2 separate regions of the Homo sapiens genome follow, and region 2 is linked to region 1. A link is an interaction called in ENCODE POLR2A ChIA-PET data of the cell type or tissue named here. Cell type or tissue: OCI-LY7. All regions are shown on one strand.

The links. Peaks named below come from ENCODE experiments on the same cell type or tissue, not always from the same donor. Only the 100,000 strongest peaks of a DNase experiment are listed, where the experiment ranks them.
Region 2: POLR2A ChIA-PET joins it to region 1 with 7 read pairs; 1 of 35 experiments calls an interaction of 5 or more read pairs at or near these places.

What each region holds. Positions count from the first base shown.
Region 1 is chr19:17,169,287-17,173,286 of GRCh38, reverse strand. It overlaps MYO9B (myosin IXB), which reads right to left. Exons shown (of 40, transcript NM_004145.4): 12 at 810-951; 13 at 324-528. Among named protein-coding and RNA genes, the nearest start is that of USE1, 44 kb to the left of the region's middle. In OCI-LY7, no CTCF peak of the experiment used is centred here; a DNase peak (open chromatin) is centred at 2,406.
Region 2 is chr19:18,159,310-18,163,309 of GRCh38, reverse strand. PIK3R2 (phosphoinositide-3-kinase regulatory subunit 2) reads right to left here. Exons shown (of 16, transcript NM_005027.4): 3 at 2,747-2,839; 4 at 2,341-2,391; 5 at 2,125-2,256; 6 at 1,815-2,031; 7 at 1,259-1,344; 8 at 1,000-1,108; 9 at 804-902; 10 at 163-343; 11 at 1-47. Among named protein-coding and RNA genes, the nearest start is that of PIK3R2, 8.1 kb to the right of the region's middle. RefSeq lists silencers at 1,723-2,222, 3,714-3,918 and an enhancer at 2,381-2,930. In OCI-LY7, a CTCF peak has its summit at 1,844 (motif pointing left); a DNase peak (open chromatin) is centred at 1,899; H3K4me3 peaks cover 1,120 bases; H3K27ac peaks cover 849 bases.

The DNA of each region.
Region 1 (4,000 bases):
GACAGAGAGAGAGAAACAAGAGGCAAAACACTAGGAAGAGCTACATTATCACAATCAGCAAACTCCCAGGGCCAGTGGGATCAGAGGGCATCATTTGCAAAGGAGACGCCTGATGGAGTTGCTGATAGCATGCCCTGAGGTTAAATTACACACGCAGGTCGAGTTTCTGTTCAGGGTGACAGGAACACTTCAGGTAGACAGGTGGCGTTTGCACAACATAATGAATGTACTAAATGCCACTGAAGTGTTCACTTTAAGATGAACTCAGGATGTGCCCCCCTCTCGACAGTGACGCTTTTGTGGGTTCACGCCCCAGCTCCCACCTGCAGCCTTTTCGGCCCTCTCGGCCCGCAGGCGTCCGGCCTCCCGAAGCACTGCCATGGCCCGGATAGCAGCCCGGAGCACGGCCCAGCGGAACACGGCCACGGGGTCCATGCCGATGAGCTCCCGCACGTAGGAGCTGTCACTGCCCCGCAGCAGGGCCACGATGTCTGGCCGCATGTAGTCCATGTTCTTCTCCCGGAAGTCCTGGTGGGGGATGGATGTGGGCGGTCACTCGGGGATAGTCACTCACCGGCGCCTACCAAAGACCCCGGGCTGGCGCAGGAAGGGCTGACGGTGGGGTGGGGCCCATCCTAAGTGCAAATGGCAGTTCTTGAACTATGGCGCCTTGGACATTGGAGCCGGGGATTCGCGGTGGGTTCTGAGCACCCTGGAACCTCGCCCACAGGAGGATCCTCCCACATGGGCTTCTGGGCTGACTGTGGCTTCCCTCAGGCTTCCACCAGTGGTGATGGGCAGACACCTACCTTGATCTGATATTTCACCTTCCCTGCGAAGTGCTGGATGATGAAAGCTGGCTCCATGACCGGGGTGCCCAGGAAGTACTTATTGTCCTCATGTTGCTGTTTGAACTTGGCCAGCAGGGTCTGGCTCGTGGCGTGGGGGAAGCTGGGAACAGAACATGGAACCTTTGCAGGCATGAACAGCGGCTGATTTACCTGCTGTGTATTTTATCTTGCAGACCCCTGGTGCACGAGGTGGGTGGGTGCATGGGGTGGGCAGAGCAGTGAAGTGGCACAGGGCTCTGTGCACAGAGGGGTGGGTGAAGGAGTGAAGAAAGGAAGGAATGACAGTGCGCCTGCCTGCCTCATGCCGAACATGCTGGCAGAGGGCTGGGACGCTGCTATCTGGGTGTGCCTGCCTGCCTCATGCTGAACACGCTGGTGGAGGGCTGGGACTCTGCTCTCTGCGTCAGCTGGCATAGCTGCAGCCTGGTACAAGGAGGCTGAGGGTGAAGTGACGCTCTCAAGGCTTCAGGATTTTTAAAACAGAAAAATATTTGTTTCTTTGGAGACAGGGTCTCACTCTGTTGCCCAGGCTATAGTGTAGTGGTACGATCACAGCTCACTGTGGCCTTGACCTCCTGGGCTCAAGGGATCTTCCTGCCTCAGCTTCCTGAGTAGCTGGGACTATAGTACAATGTTTTTCTTTTTCTTAAGAGAAGGGGACTTGCTATGTTACCCAGGCTGGTCTTGAACTCCTGGCCTCAAGTGATCCTCCTGCCTCAGCCTCCCAAACGACTAGGATTATAGGCGTGAGCCACCGCGCCCAGCCAGGGCTGCAGAATTAACATTGAGTAGCCCAGTGCCTGAGTCTGGGTGGCTCACTCTCTTCGACCCCACATGGCTGTTTTCTAGGGGGCTTGGAGAGAGGTCGCTGACCAGGCTTGGTGGCGTCTGCAAAGTCTGTCCCCTGGGAGGTCTGGATCTGTTACCCATCGTAGGCAGCTCCTAAGAATAATCCTGGGCCTGGGTGACTTCTGGTCTTGGAGCCATTTGTACCTCAATGCCATACCTTGGACAGGGGGTCCTTCTCCTGCTCCACAGTTGGAAGAAGAGGCTAGGAGAGGAGGATGAAGCAGGGCTCTGTTGTGCTCCGGGGAGGGGGAGATTGTGGGGGCAGAATAAGGGACTCCTTGTACCTGACTGAGTCTGCCTCCCAGGAGGGAAATGATGTTGTTGGTTTGGCAAATGCTGCCTGAGCCCGGCCCCACTTTTGAAAATACAGGCAGCGGAACGCATGCCCAGATCCCAACATCGGGGGCTCCGCGTTAACGGGGCCAAGGAGGGGAGAGTCTATAGCTATGAAACATATCATTTCCAGGACTGTAAAGAGGGTATGGAGTGTAAGGCATCTGCCTTGAGTGTCCCCCAAAACCCTCAGTCATTGAGATAGGTAATATTTTAGCACAGTATTTCAGAAAATCTAAATCAATGTGCAAAAAGAAAAAAAAAATTCCATGATGAGCAAAAATAGCAAGATTTTAAAGAGACTCGAGCCTGCTGGGCCAGGCCTTGCCTCACGGGCTTCCCCTGATCTGACCCTGGGAGTTTCCTGGTTGTGATGACGTAGCTCCTCCTACTGCCGTCTCTACTTTTTTTTTTTTTTTTTTAATTTTTAGAGCTGGGGTCTTGCTCTGTTGCCCAGGCTAGAATGCAATGGTACAATCACAACTCACTGTAGCCTTGACTCTCTGGGCTCAAGTGATCCTCCTGCCTCAGCCTCCTGAGTAGCTGGGACTATAGGTGCATGCCACTGTGCCCAGCTAGTTTTTTTTTTTTTTTTTTTTTTTTTTTGTAGAGATGGGGTCTCACTATGGTGCCCAGGCTGGTCTTTAACTCCTGGTCTCAAATGATCCTCCACCTCGGCCTCCCAAAGTGTTGGAATTACAGGTGGGAGCCACCGCACCTGGCACAAATGCTCTTATCTGAACATTCTCTACCTGGACCCCAGCCTCAGAGGGATGTGTCTGTCTCCCTGACCTGGACAGGGACTAGGTTTGAGGCAGGGGATGTGCCTCATTCATTTGAGTCTCTGGCCAGCCCCTTGGAGATGTCATTGGCAAGGGATGGGTCTGATAGAGCTGCTGATAAGACAATATGTCCATATCTTAACCCCATACCACCAACTTTTGAATGTGACCTTATTTGGAAAATAGGGTCTTTGGAGATGTAATTAGTTAAGATGAGGTCATTAGCGTGGGACCTAGTTCCATATGGATGGTGTCCTTCTAAAAACAGAAGACAGGGTCAGGTGTAATGGCTCACACCTATGGTCCCAGCACTTTGGGAGGTCAAGGTGAGAGGACTGCTTGAGCCCAGGAGTTCAAGACTAGCCTGGGCAATACAGGGAGATTCCATCTCTACAAAAAAAAATTTTTAAGCAGCCTGGCCAACATGGTGAAAAAACCCCATCTCTACTAAAAATACAAAAATTAGCTGGGCATGGTGGCAAGGCACCTGTGATCCCAGCTACTCGGGAGGCTGAGACACGAGAATCGCTTGATCCTGGGAGGTGGGGGTTACAGTGAGCTGAGATGACGCCAATTAACTTGAGCCAAGATGGCGCCACTACCCTCCAGCCTGGGCAACAGAGCAAGAAGAGCCTGTCTCAAAAAAAAAAAAAAAAAAAAAAAAAAAAAGGAGGAGACAGGATTGAGATGAATGATGCAGACACAGAGGGAAGAAGTCCATGTGAAGAGGAAGAGGGAGGCAGGGACTGGAGTGATGTGGCCAAAAGCCAAGGAAAGCTTGGACCCCTAGAAGCTGGAGGAGGCAAGAAAGGGTCCTCCCTTGGAGCCTCTGGAGGCAGCACAGCTCTGCTGACAGTTTGACTTTAGACTTCCAGCTTCCAGAACCATAAGAGAATAGATTACTGTGGTTTTAAGAACTCCACCTCCCGGGTTCAAACAATTCTCCTGCCTCAGCCTCCCAAGTAGCTGGAATTATAGGCACCCGCCACCATGCCTGGCTAATTTTTGCATTTTTAGTAGAGATGGGGTTTTGCCATGTTGGCCAGGCTGGTTAAAAATTTTTTTGTAGAGATGGAATCTTTTTTTTTTTTTTTTTTTTTGAGACAGAGTCTTGGTCTGTCACCCAGGCTGGAGTGCAATGGAGTGATCTCCGCTCACTGCAACCTCCGCCTCCCAGGTTCAAGC
Region 2 (4,000 bases), 990 kb before region 1:
AGCTGGGCGCCCACTGCCTCCACGCTGTCCTCCTTGACAATCTGGTCCTGGAGATACGTGGCGGAATGAGGGGAGATGCATAGCCTGGTCGGGTCTACCTAGGAAACTGAGGCCTGGGGCCAGCCAGGTGCTACCCTCCCTGGCTCCCAGGCCAGCACGGACCTGCTGGTATTTGGACACAGGGTAGAGGAGCCGTGTGTCCAGCTTGGCATTGTACTGGGCCAGAGACTCGTGGCGGTAGTGATTGATGAGGTCCACAACGGAGCAGAAGGTGAGTGGCTCTGAGAAGCCATAGTGCCCATCTCGGTGGAAGACCTTGATCAGCTTATTGTTCCCGCCTTTCCTGGGGGAGGAGAGGGGTGTCGGCACCCAGTGGGACCCCGCACCTGACCCTCAATCCCTGTCCCCTTTTTTTTTGAGACAGAGTCTTGCTGCTCTGTTGTCCAGGCTGCAGTGCAGTGGTGCGATTTCGGCTCACTGCAACCTCCACCTCCCGGGTTCAAGCAATTCTCCTGCCTCAGCCTCCCGAGTAGTTGGGATTACAGGCATCCATCACCATGCCTGGCTAATTTTTTTTTTTAATTTTTTAGTAGAGACGGGGTTTCACCATGTTGGCCAGGCTGGTTTTAAACTCCTGACCTCAGGTGTTCTGCCAGCCTCAGCCTCCCAAAGTGCTGGGATTACAGGTGTAAGCCACCGTGCCTGGCCCTCCATTCTTGAAACCGCACATGTTCTATCCCCTCTGAACTCCCGGTCTCTGTGACCTGTGACCCCCGGTTATCCTTGCAGGGACAGGCCCCCACCTGAGGGTCAGCGTGTACTCGCCCTGGATCTTGCTAGAAGCATCTCGGACTAGGAAGGTGCCATCGGGAGTGTCCCGGAGTTTCTCGTTCACCTCCTCCCTGTGGGAACATCCAACATTGGGACTGCCGAGCCACCTGGAGACCCCGCTCACCCTGTGACACCTCCTTGGTCCCTGGCCCCCTGCCAGCAACCTACCTTGAAATGTCCCCCCAGTACCACTCAGCATCCTGCAGGGAGGGTGGGCTCCCTCCATTGGCCAGGACTGTGGAGGCCGGCTTTGCCTTGGGGGGTTTAGGCGGCAGCGCTGGGGGACAGGAAAACAAATGCATCCTGAGCACCGACTGTATACTGTGGCTGCCTCCCACTGCAACCAGCCTGCTGATGCCGGCAGCACTCAGGGATCAGTATTTACGGCCCCCAACGGGAAGAAATGACAGCAATACAGGGGACTCACCTGGGGGCGCAACCTCCTGCTCTTCCAAGTGTTCCTGAAGCAGCTTCTCCACCAGCAGCGCCGGGAAGTCAGGGCTGGGCTCACTCCTTAGGGGGAAGGGGAGTGTGGTGAGGGCTGGGTAGGGCCTGTCCGCCCACGCATGTGCACAGGATTGTGCGTGCGCTTGCACGCCTGGGGGTATATACGAGACAGTATGTGCAGGGCGGAGGAGGAGATGATACAGGCACATGTGCGAGGCCAGCTCCCTCATAGCTGTATGCAGTAAGTGCTCCATAGATTCTCACACAAAGGCGAGCGAGAGACCAGTACCGGAGCTGCGACGAGCAGAAGGGAAGGTGCAGGCACCACCCACATGCTTCGGGACTAGGCCCCTTCACCTTCTGTCCCACGACTCAGGAGCCCAGGTCTCCGCTCCGTCATCACAAGAACGCAGCTTCTCACTCTGGACCCCATCCCCTCCCTTCTTAGGGTCTAGACGCCGCTCACTCTGGCCATGCCCCGCCCGCCCCACCCCAAACTCCACCCCTGCTCGCTCCGGCTCCGCCCCGCCCCTCACCCGTCGGGAGCGCCCCCTGGCGGCGGCGAGGACGGCGGCGGCGGCGCGCGCAGCAGCAGCGGCCCAAAGGTGGCGCCCAGGGCCCGGACCGCGGGACCCAGGGCCGGGGCGCGGCTGGCCACGCGGCCCAGGTGCTGGAGCAGGAAGCGCAGCGTGAGCGCGCGGTGCAGCGGCAGCGTCGGTGGCTCCAGCGCCGGCCCCACGGGCCCCGCGGCCTCTGCGGACAGATGGCCAGGGCAGGGTGAGCCAGGCCTGGGCCCTCCCACCCGCTACAGCCCCCTCCTTCCCCCGGGCTACCCGCCAGGCTCACCCCGCAGGGCCCGGCGCGCCTCGGCCGAGGCCTCGGGGGTCACGAGCGGCGCGGGCAGTGCCAGCAGGAAGCTCTTAATGCCGTCAGCCAGGGCTGCCGTGTCCCACTGATCCACGTCGCTCAGGGACCAGTCTGCGGGTGCAGGGGGGCACACGTCCAACTCATGTGTACTGGGGCCCCCAGCCTCCTCCCAACCCCATTGAGGCTCCCCTTCACCTGTACGCGGTGCGGGCAGCTCCGGGCGGTAGTGAGATTCGCTGTCCAGCCCTGGGGGTGAAGGGGACAGGCGAGTCAGCTCTCAAATGCTGCCCCGACCTCGTGAGGCCTGGACTGGCCGCTCAACCCCCCTGCAGTCTCCCTTTGCTGCCCAGAGATAAGGGCATGGGAGGGGTGGGGAGGGAGAACTGGGAGAGGGCACAGCACATGCAGTGGCCTGGTCATGTTCACCTTCCCATCTTCCCTTAGGAGTCACTCTGTGCCCTATTCAACATAGAGGCCCAGGGCATCCAGGCTCAGCCTGTTTCCGTGCAGCATGAGCTTGGAGGCCCTGTGAGAGGATGAGTCGCCTGTCACTAGAGGTAAGCAAGCAGAATCCAGGGGCTGCAGCCAGGCTGGAACTTACCTGTCCTTTCAATGGCCTCCACAAGCTTCACCAGAAGAGGGGGAGCCACATCAGGTGGGGAGAACTGCTCGGGCAAGTCGGGGAGTGTGAGGCCTGGTGGGGGAAACAGGGGGGTTGCATGTTGGTGGGGTTCCTGGAAGGAGCCCAGCCCCTCTCTTTGCTGGCTGAACCTCAGCTGGGGCAGTTTGAGGCAGGGCCCAGCTCAGGCAAGTGCTTGGCACCTTGACTCCCATCCGCAGGAGGCTGCAAGACCTTGGGTGGAGGGGCTGGGAAAGGGCAGAATTGATGGGACACAATTTTCTGGGTTAGAATATGAGGAGTTCACACAACTTCACAGACTAGGTGGAGTGCGCTGAATAAAGTCCCCAAAAAGATATGTCCAAGTCCTCATCCCTGGTACCTGTGACCTTATTTGGAAATAGGTCTTTGCAGGTGTAAGGAAAGCAAGAATCTGTACATGAGACCAGCCTGGCATTAGGGTGGACACTAAACCCACTGGCTGATGTCCTTGTAACAAGAGAAAGCCGGCCAGGATGGCGGCTCAAGCCTGGAATCCCAGCACTTTGGGAGACCGAGGTGGGTGGATCACCTGAGGCCAGGAATTCGAACCAGCCTGACCAACATGGCGAACCTGTCTCTACTAAAATCAGAAAAATTAGCTGGGCGTGGTGGTGGGTGCCTGTAATCCCAGCTACTCGGGAGGTTGAGGCAGGAGAATCGCTTGAACCCGGGAGGCGGAGGTTGCAGTGAGCCAAGATTGCACCACTGCACTCCAGCCTGGGCGACAGAGCAAGACTCCGTTTCAAAAATAAGTCAACAGGCCGGGTGCGGTGGCTCATGCCTGTAATCCTAGTACTTTGGGAGGCTGAGACCAGCAGGTCACTTGAGGTTAAGAGTTCAAGACCAGCCTGGCCAACATGGTGAAACCCCATCTCTACTAAAAATACAAAAAAAAAATGAGCCAGGTGTGGTGGTGCGCACCTGTAATCCCAACTACTCAGGAGGCTGAGGCAGGAATTGCTTGAACCCAGGAGGCGGAGGTTGCAGTGAGCTGAGATCATGCCATAGCACTCCAGTCTGGGTGACAGAGTGAGACTCTGTCTCAAAAAAAAGAAGAGAAAGCCAAGGCAGAGACTGGAATAATCAACCCATGCATGAGAGGAATGAATGCCTGGAGGCACCAGAAGCTGCAAGGAAGGAAACTTCAGAGGGGGCACGACCCTGATTTTGGACTTCCAGCCTCCAGAAACATGA